Regions from separate parts of the Homo sapiens genome. Here region 2 is linked to region 1. A link is a loop called in an ENCODE intact Hi-C map of the cell type or tissue named here. Cell type or tissue: heart right ventricle. All regions are shown on one strand. Links, peaks and the distances in the headings refer to the core of each region. The heading gives the core; the rest is flanking DNA.

Region 1 (2,915 bases), core at 237-2,736:
TTCCTTTATTGAAATAATCATGTGATTTTCCTCCCAAGACCCCAACAATTTTTAAATATCCTATTAACCCTTTCAAAGAGCCATTTTGGGCCAGGCACGGTGGCTCACGCCTGTAATCACAGAATTTTGGAGGCTGAGGTGGGCAGATCACCTGAGGTCAGGAGTTTGAGATCAGCCTGGTCAACATGGTGAAACCCCATCTCTACTAAAAATACAAAAATTAGCCAGGCGTGGTGGCGGACCCCTGTAATCCCAGCTACTCAGGAGGCTGAGGCAGGAGAATCACTTGAACCTAGGAGGTGGAAGTTGCAGTTAGCCGAGATCACACTGCTGCACTCCTGCCTGGGTGACAGGACGAGACTCTGTCTCAATTTTAAATAAATAAATACATAAATAAGCTAGAAAAGAATGTGTAGTCTCTGCAGCATGTAGAATTCTCTATTTATCTTTTAGGTTCAGCAAGATAACATGTCCTTAAAATATTTTTTTATGTTGTTCAAGTGGCAACAGTGGTGGAGGTGGGTTCCAGGAACCAGGTATTAGGACTGGACATGGCATCTTCAGGCTCAGGGTATCTGCGGTTTCAGTAAATCCAGGATCCAGAGCCCAAAGAGTGGGTCTGGCCACCTTTTCTGCCTTACGGTGCTGACTAATACCCCAATTTCACACCCTGCAGATAAACTGTTGAGTCTCCATAATGCCAACATGAGCTATGCAAATTAACTAGTGGAAACTTTCCTGGATAGATCCAAGCTGCCTCAGAGAGTACAGTTTGTTAAGAAAATGGGTCTGCCCAAAAAATGCTGATCCAGGAACAGTGGCCAAAATGTCTAACAATTAAAAAGACATCATCAACAGAGTTCATGTAGCTCTTCCTGAACATCTGGGGCCATGAAAACCATTTCTGACCAGGTGTACATTTAGACCAATAAGAACACCAATGTGGAGATGTCTGCTGAAAACTGCTCATCTATTGTGCAGTGTGGAGATGGCTGTATGTAGGCTTTCCTTCTCAAACCTAGAATTTCTGAACCAAGAAAAGCCTGTTCTCTCTCAGGTAGCCTCTATGACTCCCACGTAGCCTGAAGACCCTATTCTATCCACCACGTGAGCACCATTTCAATATGGCTCTCAGCTCCCATGTGACGGAGGCAGACAGACATTCCCAAGTTCAAAATTTGTAAGCCTCACTACACGCCTTCCTACAAAGATGACAAGCACTACAGCAATGGTTATCACAGCAGGCTTGCCCAACCCGTGGCCCACAGGCCGCATGTGGCCCAGAACGGCTTTGAATATGACCCAACACAAATACGTAAACTTTCTTAAAACAGTATGAGATTTTGTGATTTTTTTTTTTTTTTAGCTCATTAGCTATCGTTAGTGTTAGTGTATTTTATCTGTGGCCCAAGACAATTCTTTTTCCAATGTGGCCCAAGGAAGCCAAAAGATTGGACACCTCTGTTTTACAGTAAACCTTCAAGTGTAGAGATCATGGCTGATATTTACAAGAATGGTCCAGCAGATGGAGCCTTCTCTGTGTATGCTGATTTCCAGCAATCAAAGTCTGAAGGGTCCAACATGACACCAAAGAAATGAGGAGAACCTACACCATCTGCAGCCTGGTCTGGGAGAATGAAGACTGCCACCCCCTACTGGCTGACTGTCAATTCCTAGAAAACTGACTAGGGTGACAATGCCTTCTTCGAATTCTCTCAGAAAAAGGCCACTATGGAATCAAATCAGAAATCCTGGTTAGAAATCTCACACACTGATCAGTACTAGAAAAAGTTTTAGTATGTAGTCTGTCCAGCCAGTCCTGCAAAAGTTTTTTCTTAAATATGGCGAGTTGAGTATTTTTTTAAATATGGCAAGTTGAATATAGCAAGTGGGGATGGGTGAGAAGTCCTTTTATTCTTTTAGTTCAGATATAATTCAAGAGTTTAGACAATGGCTAATGTGCTTCAGGGCCTGAAGAACTGGACTAAACCAAACTTTTGTGTATACTATTTGAATTATGTTTTGGGGGTTAGATAGAGTTCCCTAACAAAGGAAATAACTCCAAACCTGGCTACCTCTCAGCCTCCTTGAGGGCTGATTTTCACCGCTGACAAGGCAAAGTGAACCCTTTTAATTTCCTAATAAGGACTTTCACACAGACTAGCATTCTACGCAATGCTTGCTGCTCCAACTCCTACTCCAACCAACCTCCCAACCAGAGCATCTCCAGAGAGTAAAACTCTGTGAGAACCTAAATGGTTTGATTTCAGGTTTTCCAAAAGAATTGCTAGTGGAATTCCTAACAAGGAGGATTTAAATTCCCATATATAATCAGTATCTCTTGGCAAGTACTTTCTTTCTAGATTTGGAATAAGTTAACAGGAGAGATGGTAAGTAGCTTTTTAAATGAAGAAAGCCACTTTCTCCTGGGGTCCCTGAATCAGCTGAGTCTTCCTGTGTTGTATATATATCCTCTCTGTTCTTTTCTGTAGCATAATTCTTTTAATAGAAGCTTTATTTTCTATGTACCTCAGGTGATTCTGTGAATGAACATTTCTAACACTTGTTAGAGCTGCAACTCTGCTAGTTGCAGACTATATATCCCAACAGACTAGCCTAAAACAAAACTGGGTGGTCCCTACTGGATATAGATTTGACTGAATGACAGACTGACCTCTAATCCCTTGGGGAAACTAATTTGGGAGAAACCAGCTTTTGCTGTTTTTAAAAATCACTACTTTACCAATCATCTTAACGTGGAATTGGAATAACTGTGCCATTAAAAGTTTCTCCCTTCAAAAAAAACAAATACCTCTATGTCTTGATTTTTTATCTGCTTATCAATTTATGATATAGGAATATTAAAAGTGCTAATCTTAAACTATTCAAAGTTTTTGTATTTCCTCATACAAGTT
Region 2 (2,915 bases), core at 310-2,809, 320 kb before region 1:
ACCAGGTTGCAGGTGGGCATCGACCTCTTGGTGGTCTGGCGCAGCCTCCCTGCCTGGGGCCGTCTGCCTTGGGCTCGTCACTGCCCAAGGATCAGATGAGCTGCTGGAGGAGGACCCTGAGCCAGAGTTAGTTCTTAGCTTAAACTCTACAGCCGTGCTTCTCAAAGTGTGGTCCTGGGGGCCCATGAAGTCAAAACTATTTTGTAATAAAACTACATTACCTTACCATTCTCCTTCTATTACAAGTGTACACAGGAGTTGTCCAGAAGCTGCATGATACGATATGTGATATCACAAGGGATTGACTCCAAAAGCAGGTCGGAGAATCCAGCTGTCTTCTTCTTCTTCTTCTTTTTTTTTTTTTTGTGGAGACAGAGTTTTGCTCTATTGCCCAGGCTGGAGTGCAGTGGTGCGATCTCAGCTCACTGCAACTTCTGCCTCCTGGGTTCAAGCAATTCTCCTGCCTCAGCCACCAGAGTAGCTGGAATTACAGGCACGCGCCACCACACCTGGCTAATTGTGTAGTTTTAGTAGAGATGGGGTTTCACCATGTTGGTCAGGCTGGTCTTGAACTCCTGACTTCAGGTGATCTGCCAGCCTTGGCCTCCCAAAGTGGTGGGATTACCGATGTGAGCCACCGTGCCCGACCTCACCTCCTGGGTTTTCAGCAATTCTCTCTGCCTCAGCCTCCCAAGTAGCTAGGATTACAGGTGCCCGCCACCATGCCTGGCTAATTTTTGTGTTTTTAATAGAGACGGGGTTTTGCCATGTTGGCCAGGCTGGTCTTGAACTTCTGACCTCAGGTGATCCACCCACCTGGGCCTCCCAAAGTGCTGGGATTACAGGCGTGAGCCACTGTGCCTGGCCGAATCCAGCTCTCTTCTATTAAGATATTCTTTTTATTCTAGTAAAGAGAATTGCAAAAATGTAAACAAATGCCAGTCTTCATGAAAGGTTTTTGGTTTGTAAAAATATAGCTATTTTCAAAAAACTTATTTATGTTAAAATGAAATGTTTATTTTTGTTATTTTTTAAAAAGTTGATACATAAATAAAATTCTCAGTTGTAATTTCTCAACAGGATAGAGCTAACCCACATAACAAAAGGTCTTTGCAGTCCTCAGTAAGTTTTACAAGTTTAAAGGGGTCCTGAGACCAAAACGTTTGAGGACCACTGTCCCTCCGGAAGGCTGCGGCTTTCTTCTGGTGGCTTTACACTTCTGCTGTCCTTCAGCCACGTCCCTTTCGCGTCTCCAGGGACTCCTCCATTTGCCTTGAATTTCTCCTGTTAGCTCCACTCCAGGGTGGCCACATGAGGGCAGCCGATTCCGCCCTGAGCCCTTGCGGGGGCCTCAAGCACAGGTGTTCACCAGGTCAGCCTTCAGCATCCAGTTCCTACCGAGTCCCTGGCTGGTGGTACTGGAGAAGCAAAGACGATAAACCAGGTCCTTGTTCTGTGGGAGGCTCAGGCCTCCTGTTCTCTCCCTCCCAGGGGCCAGGAGAGAGGCCCCAGCCAGAGCCTGAGCACATCATAGGGTTGACATGTTTGGTGAATGAACATTATCTCTGTGTTGTGCAGAGCTGAGCATAGAACTCCATCTTCTAGATCCTGAACTTTAACCTGGAAGGGTTAGGCCTTCTTGCCATTGCCTGCAGGGAGAGGTGAGCACCCTAGAACACTTACTGTTCGGGAGCACGTGGTTCTCATGCAGTAAAGTGAGAAGGGGAGAGGAGGCACCTTTTCTCTAGTCTTGGATTAAGGTGGAAGTAAAGGGCATATGTGAAGTTTTTCCCAAAACTAAGGCCTCATTTATTTTTTATTTTTTATCAGAACAAGTCATGGACATCTCTAGCAATGAAAGCAAAGCCCTGCAGTCATTTAACATAGACATACTCTCTACATCCTGTTAGCCAGCGGCTCCTACGACTTCTCCCAACAATCTTAAAGCAACCTGGCATGAAGGAGCTGGCTCAAATGCTGGTCAGTGGAAAGGGCATAAGCTCTGAAGTCACAACACAAGGGTTCAAATCCGACCCTCCCGGCTCCTGGTCTGTGCTCTCTCCCCCTTACTGTAATGCCAACTTCACTTTGGTTTTTACCCCTGCAAATATTCATCATTGTGTTGAGTCAACACAATGATACATAAAAAATCAGCAGTCTCTGATAAAGTGTGGCCTACTGGTTAAGAGGAGCAGGGCTTTGAAAGGATAGCCAAGGTAACACTCCTGGTTCCACCATGTGTTAGCTGTGTAACCTCGGGCAAGCTGCTTAACCTCTCTGAGTCTCAATTTTCTCAACTGTAGAAAGCAGACATAATATTACAGGGTTGCTGAGAGAATAATATGACATTAGGTTTCTAAAGTGCTTAATTCAGTACCTGGCTCATAGTAAGTGCTCAATAAACACCAGTTATAAACATCACTGCATTTGAAATTCACAGCTTTTTCAAAGTTAGAGTCAGAAAGAATTTCAGAAGTCCTGTAATTCAATGTTTTCCAAAGTGTGTTCAAAACACTCACTTCCCTCAAGATGCTCCATGAAAAAGGGTTCTGTGGCCAAATATGATGGGTTGTATATTAAAGCCTCAGAGAAGCCACAGAGTAAAGAAACCTGTTGAACTTTGATTACTCCAACCTTTATCAAATGGATTTGACTGTAGAACCCTCTTCACACATCACTTTTTAACTTCCAGGTTGCTGGTAGACAGAGCTCAGTCATTAACCATCATTAAGAATCATAACAAATACTGGATAACATTTATGGAGGGTTTGCTCTATGCCAGGCACTGTGATATGCACAAGGCATGTATTATCTCACTTTATTCATAACAACACTAAGAAGTAGTGCTATCATCTTTTACGGATGAAAAAATAGGCTTAGAAGACTAAGTAACTTGGCCAAGGTCACATACCAAG

What was found. Peaks named below come from ENCODE experiments on the same cell type or tissue, not always from the same donor. Only the 100,000 strongest peaks of a DNase experiment are listed, where the experiment ranks them.
Region 2: a loop joins it to region 1, with 3 times the contacts of the local background. A loop is called at or near these places in 4 of 110 quality-filtered maps.

Annotation. Positions count from the first base shown.
Region 1 is chr1:227,233,564-227,236,478 of GRCh38, forward strand. All of the region lies in intron 2 of CDC42BPA (CDC42 binding protein kinase alpha), which reads right to left. It also overlaps the pseudogene LOC100418874. Among named protein-coding and RNA genes, the nearest start is that of CDC42BPA, 83 kb to the right of the region's middle. In heart right ventricle, for the core only: CTCF peaks have their summits at 1,544 (motif pointing right) and 1,744; no DNase peak of the experiment used is centred there.
Region 2 is chr1:226,911,473-226,914,387 of GRCh38, forward strand. It overlaps LOC107985354 (a long non-coding RNA gene), which reads left to right. Exons shown (of 3, transcript XR_001738506.2): 2 at 1,831-2,915. Among named protein-coding and RNA genes, the nearest start is that of COQ8A, 27 kb to the right of the region's middle. In heart right ventricle, for the core only: CTCF peaks have their summits at 1,298 (motif pointing right) and 1,505; a DNase peak (open chromatin) is centred at 1,319.